Linked DNA regions of Homo sapiens: region 1 is linked to region 2. A link is a loop called in an ENCODE intact Hi-C map of the cell type or tissue named here. Cell type or tissue: sigmoid colon. All regions are shown on one strand. Each heading gives the region's core, and the rest is flanking DNA. Links, peaks and the distances in the headings are about the cores only. Region 1 overlaps TNFAIP8L1 (TNF alpha induced protein 8 like 1). Region 2 overlaps DAPK3 (death associated protein kinase 3).

What was found. A loop is a pair of places that touch in the nucleus more often than their neighbours do. Peaks named below come from ENCODE experiments on the same cell type or tissue, not always from the same donor. Only the 100,000 strongest peaks of a DNase experiment are listed, where the experiment ranks them.
Region 1: it touches region 2 in a loop (5-fold over the local background); 1 of 110 quality-filtered maps calls a loop at or near these places.

The regions. Positions count from the first base shown.
Region 1 is chr19:4,646,662-4,649,561 of GRCh38, forward strand. The region is part of intron 1 of TNFAIP8L1 (TNF alpha induced protein 8 like 1); the gene reads left to right. Among named protein-coding and RNA genes, the nearest start is that of TNFAIP8L1, 8.6 kb to the left of the region's middle. RefSeq lists an enhancer at 1,784-1,923. In sigmoid colon, for the core only: a CTCF peak has its summit at 1,656 (motif pointing left); DNase peaks (open chromatin) are centred at 420 and 1,790.
Region 2 is chr19:3,967,035-3,969,934 of GRCh38, forward strand. DAPK3 (death associated protein kinase 3) reads right to left here. Exons shown (of 9, transcript NM_001348.3): 2 at 2,640-2,795. The coding sequence starts at 2,701. Among named protein-coding and RNA genes, the nearest start is that of DAPK3, 2.6 kb to the right of the region's middle. RefSeq lists an enhancer at 2,487-2,900 and a silencer at 2,637-2,900. In sigmoid colon, for the core only: no CTCF peak of the experiment used is centred there; DNase peaks (open chromatin) are centred at 1,117, 1,827 and 2,567; H3K4me3 peaks cover 2,321 bases; H3K27ac peaks cover 2,119 bases.

The DNA.
Region 1 (2,900 bases), core at 252-2,751, 680 kb after region 2:
GCTCTGTCACCCAGGCTGGAGTACAGTGACGTGATCTTGGCTCACTGCAAGCTCCGCCTCCCGGGTTCACGCCATTCTCCTGCCTCAGCCTCCCGAGTAGCCAGGATTACAGGTGCCCGCCACCGCGCCCCGCTAATTTTTTGTATTTTTAGTAGAGACGGGGTTTCACCGTGTTAGCCAGGATGGTCTCGATCTCCTGACCTTGTGATCCGCCCGCCTCGGCCTCCCAAAGTGCTGGGATTGCAGGCGTGAGCCGGTGCCCGGCCCTTCCTGAACATTTCATAGAAGTGGGATCACACACTTTGTGGCCTTGTGTGTCTGGCTTCTGTCACTGGGAATGATGTCCTCAAGGTGCATCCACGCTGGAGCTTGTGTGTGAGCCTCGTTCCTTTTATGGCTAGAGAACATTCCATTGTTTGGACCGATCTCATTTTGTTTATTCATTCACCCATTAATGGACATACGGACATTTGAGTTGCTTCCACTTGCAGGCTACCCTGGGTCACGCCGCTGTAAACTGTGACGTGCAAAACAAGTGTTTGCGTGGTGTATGCTTGTGTTTCTCTTGGGTAGATCCCCCAAAGTGGAATTGCTGGGTCCTATGGTAACTGTGTGTTTAGATGTCTGAGGAGCCGTCGGACTGGGTTTTTTTGTTTTGTTTTTTGTTTTTTGTGACGGAGTCTCGCTCTATCACCCAGGCTGGAGACCTCGGCTCACTGTCACTGCAACCTCCACCTCCCGGGTTCAAATGATCCTCCTGCCTCAGCCTCCAGAGTAGCTGGGATTACAGGTGCCTGCCACCATGCCCAGCTAATTTTTTTTGTATTTTTAGTAGAGATAAGGTTTCACCATGTTGGCCAGGCTGATCTCAACTCTTCACCTCAGGTGATCTGCCCACCTCAGCTTCCCAAAGTGCTGGGATTACAGGTGTGAGTCAGTGCACCTGGCTTTTTTTTTTTTTTTTTTTTTTTTCCTTTTGAGACAGGGTTTTGCTCTGTTGCTCAGGCTGGAGTGCAGTGGTGTGATCATAGCTCACTGCAGCCTTGACCTCGTGGGCTCAAGCGATTCTCCCCCTCTCAGCCTCCCGAGTACCTGGGACCACAGACCCGTGCCACCATGCCTGGCTAATTAAAAAAAATTTTTTTTTGTAGAGATGGGATCTCGCTATGTTGCCCAGGCTGGTCTTGAACTTCCCAGTTCAAGCAATCCTCCTGCCTTGGCCTCTTAAAGTGTTGGGATTACAGGTGTGAGCCACCTTGCCTGGCCCAGATGATTTTGTAATGAGGAGGCAGCTTGGGGTCTAGAAAGCCAGGGCCTTAGCAAGGCAGGGATGGGATCTGTTTTGATGCCTGCTGTATCCCCAGTGCCTCTGTGGTCTCTTCTGCAAAGCAGGCAACCTGGCCAGTACCAGGTGGGAATGACGAATAGGCACAGGTCGCTGGCTCAGGACACTGGGGTTTGGTTACAAGCTTCTGCCCCAGGACAGCTGGTGCTCCATAAATGCTCGTTGAGCCACTGAATGGGTGTTAACACCTGAATCCCAGAAGCTGTAGCAGGCTGTGTGTGTTTGTGACGATGGCAGGGTGCCCTGGCATTTGGAGGGCGATGCCCCTAGGCCCCAGGCAGTCCCTAGGAAGGCCCCTGCCCTGTAAGGGCTGATGCGGCCGCTACACCGCCTCCTGCAGGAAGGAAGACCCAGGTTTATTTTGGTCCTCGGCCTGTTCCCCTGGGAGAGCAGTCATCCTCCTGTCTGGCTGCCTGGATGGGAGCGTTTCTGGCAGAACAATGGGTCAGGGAGGAGGAAGGGGAAGGCCAGGCAGCTGGGCCGCCCCAGGTGTCAGCAGGTCCCGGGGCTGCCCCGGCCGTCTTAGGAGTGTGGGGGCCAGGAAGGGAGGCCACAGCTGCTTGCCCCCCATCCCTCTTCCTGTTGGCCTTGCAGGGGGCGGGGGTTGCTCTTGGGAGCCCAGGCCCTTCCTGAATCTGTAAACAGGCCTGACTCCCGTCCGGAATCAACTTCTTCAGCCTCAGGACTCACAGATGGGAAAGTCAAGGCCCAGCGAGGGGCACAGCCCTGCCTGGGGTCACGGAGCTCCCGAGATGGGCAGAAAGATGTGGGCTCCAGGGCCGATGGGGTCCAGGGGCCTCATCCCCAGATGCAGAGAAAGGCCTTTTCCTCTTCGAGTCCCCTCGGTTTATTCATCTATGAACTGGGGAGGCTGGACCCAGGGGTTCGGGAGTTTCCTCTTAGAATCTGCAAACATCCTTTTTTTTTTTTTTTTTTTTTTGAGATTGAGTTTTGCTCTTGTTGCCCAGGCTGGAGTCCAGTGGTGTGATCTCAGCTGACTGCAACCTACGCCTCCTGGGTTCGAGCGATTCTCCTGTCTCAGCCCCCAAAGTAGCTGGGACTACAGGCGCCCACCACCATGCCCAGCTAATTTTTGTATTTTTAGTAGAGACGGGGTTTCACCATGTTGCCCAGGCTGGACTCGAACTCCTGACCTCAAGTGATCCTCCCGCCTTGGCTTCCGAAAGTGCTGGGATTACAGGTGTGAGCCACCGCGCCCGGCCAGCTTTTTTTTTTTTGCACAGGGAATCTCACTGAGATAGAACTAGGTCTGCAAGTTCACAGAGCTGAGGTGGGCACGGAAGGGCGGAATTCCAGGCAGTGGTTGCAGCCTCTCGTCCAGAGGAAGCTCACAGCTTAGGGGGCATTGCGGTTTGGTCACAAGCTTCTGCCCCAGGACAAAGTTCGTTCCGATCTTCCCCATATTTCAGATGGGGAAACTGAGGCACATTGTTAAGTTGCTTGCTGCAGAGGCCAGAGCTGGGAGCAGGCCCTAAATATCAGGGTTGCCCTCTAAGACTCACGGCCAGTTGAGGGCGTTAGGTGGGGAAGGCAC
Region 2 (2,900 bases), core at 264-2,763:
CAGTGATGGTCTCAGGTGTCACTCCCAACCCACTTCCTAAGTGCCTGCCACAACCCAGACACGACCCAAGCGTGGCCTACACACCGACAATTTCTACTGATAGAGTTCATGATGTTTAAAAATGCGGGCTGGGAAGCCGGGCACAGTGGCTCACGCCTGTAATCCCAGCACTTTGGGAGGCAAAAGCGTGCAGATCACGATGTCAGGAGTTCAAGACTAGCCTGACCAACATAGTGAAAGCCACGTCTCTACTAAAAATACAAAAACATTAGCCGGGCGTGCTGGCAGGCATCTATAATCCCAGCTACTCGGGAGGCTGAGGCAAGGAGAATCGCTTGAACCTGGGAGACGGAGGTTGCAGTGAGCTGAGATTGCGGCATTGCACTCCAGCCCGGGCGACACTGCAAGACTCCGTCTCAAAAAAAAAGTGTGGGCTGGGGCCAGGCACAGTGGCTCACACCTGTAATCCCAGCACTTTGGGAGGCAGAGGCGGGCAGATCATTTGAGGTCAGGAGTTCAAGACCAGCCTGGCCAACATGGCAAAACCCCGTCTCTACTAAAAATACAAAAATTAGCTGAGCACGTTGGTGGGCGCCTGTAATTCCAGCTACTTGGAAGGCTGAAGCAGGAGAATCACTTGAACCCGGGAGGCGAAGATTGCAGTGAGCCAAGATGGCACCACTGCACTCCAGTCTCGGCAACAGAGCCAGACACCGTCTCAAACAAACAAACAAAAATTGCTACATTCTGGGCCTTCATCTTGCACTTCATGTATCTCTGAGAATGTTCCAGACCACTACCTGAAGCAGTGCCGTCAGAACAGCAGACACTGGCCACCCAGAGCTGTCAAACCCGTGAGGTGTGGCCAGTCCCGAGAAAAACTGCGACATGAAATACACACCAGACCTCCAAGGCTTCACGGCAAAAACAGAAGGCTAAATACTTTTTTTAAAATTATGAATTTCTGTTTGTTTGAGAGATGGGGGTCAACTTATGTTGCCCAGGCTAGTCTTGAAGTCCTGGGCTCAAGCGATCCTCCCGCCTTGGCCTCCCAAAGCGCTAGAATTACAGGCGGAAGCCGCCGCACCTGGCCCTGCCTGGTTCTTTTTACAAGCTGCATCCTATTCCAGCCCTGATGCAGTGGTTTGGGGAAGGCCATTTAAGAGGCTGCTGTTCCCAGCGGGGTGCGGTGGCTCACGCCTGTGATCCCAGCACTTTGGGAGGCCGAGGCAGGTGAATCACCTGAGGTCAGTAGTTCGAGACCAGCCTGGCCAACATGGTGAAATCCTGTCTCTACTAAAAATACAAAAATTAGCCAGGGGTGGTGGCGGGCTCCTGTAATCCCAGCTACTCGGGAGGCTAGGCTGGAGGCCGAGGCTGCAATGAGTCGAGATCGCATCACTGCACTCCAGCCTGGGCGACAGAATGAGATAGTGTCAAGGAAAAAAAAAAAAGGCTGTTATTCTGGTAAACGTTCTAGCAACTACCCCAGTCTTAAGTCATTCCATCCATGTATGTACAGTTTTCCAATGAATTAATTCCTAGAGGTGAAATCGGCGAGTTAAAAGAAATTTGGCTGAATTTTGCTGACTTTTGCCAAACGACCCCTAGCAGGAGGGGTCAACACTGAAGCATGAGAAGGGGGAGGAGGGAGCATGCTTTCTCTGCCACTAACGAGGAAATTCCTGAAGGAGGGACCTCAGGATCCCAAAAGAGCCTGCAGCACTCTCCCTAGCCTGACACAGAGCTCACTTATTTACATTCCCTTCTGGTGACATCATGGGGAGGCTCCAGGGAGGCTGGCCAGTAGCAAACTCACCAAATAAGGCTGGAGGCTCTACAAAAGGAGGCAGGGCCTAGTGGTGCCTGGCTAGTCTGGAGGGGGTGGGGCCCCAGGGGGACCCTCCAAGGCCCAGACAGGCAGGAAATCAGCTGCCTCCCTGGAAGAGGAAACCTCTGCTTTTTCCCACAAGCATGTTAAACAATTGACCGAGGTTTGGGCCCAGCTGGGAGACACGCCCCTCCCTCCCCCCACTTTAAACATCCAAGAGCTGGGCAAAAAAACTAAAGTGCCTCCCACAAAAGAGGATTAACACAGGGAGATTTTTTTTTTTTTAAATAAATGGGGTTTCACTCTGTTGCCCAGGCTACAGTGCAGTGGCACGATCATAGCTCACTGCAGCCTCCTCCAACTCCTGGGCTCAAGCCATCCTCCCGTCTCAGCTTCCCTAGTAGCTGGGACTACAGGCATGAGCTACCACACCTGGTTAATTTTTTTTCATTTTTATTTTTTGTAGGGATGGAGTCTTGCTATGTTGCCCAGGCAGAAGACACATCTTTTAATAACAAAAGCAGCTGGCATCTGTTGCTCTGGTGCCCCATGCCAGGCACGGTCTTGGCTGCTGTAACGGCTCAATTACTTTTCTCCCCACAGGAAACACACAGAGGATTCCCAAGCAGGAATTCACAGCCGGGGCTGTCTGACTCCACGGCCCAAATTCGTTCCCCCACCGCATGATACTGACTCATTCCTTCTCAGCATACAGGATAAAGAACAGGAAAGGAGAGCTGCTGTTCAGAAAACCCCACAGCGCCTCTCTCCTATCCCTGGAGCCCAGCCGTGCGGGCAGACAGCTCACCTGCCCAGCTCCTCCCCCATCTCATAATGGTCCTCCACGTCCTCCTGCCTGAACGTGGACATGGCGGCCGGTCCGCCTTCCAGCAGCTTCCACTCCAGGGAAAGTGCAGTCACCGCAGCCTGGAGATAGGACCTCAGGAGTCCCCTAATGGCAACCCTGGAGAAGACAGGGAAAGACAGAAGTGAGGAACTGAGACACCACCCTTTTCTCCTAGATTAATGGACAGACCTGTCCAGCAAACACAAGCCTCCCACCTCTCCA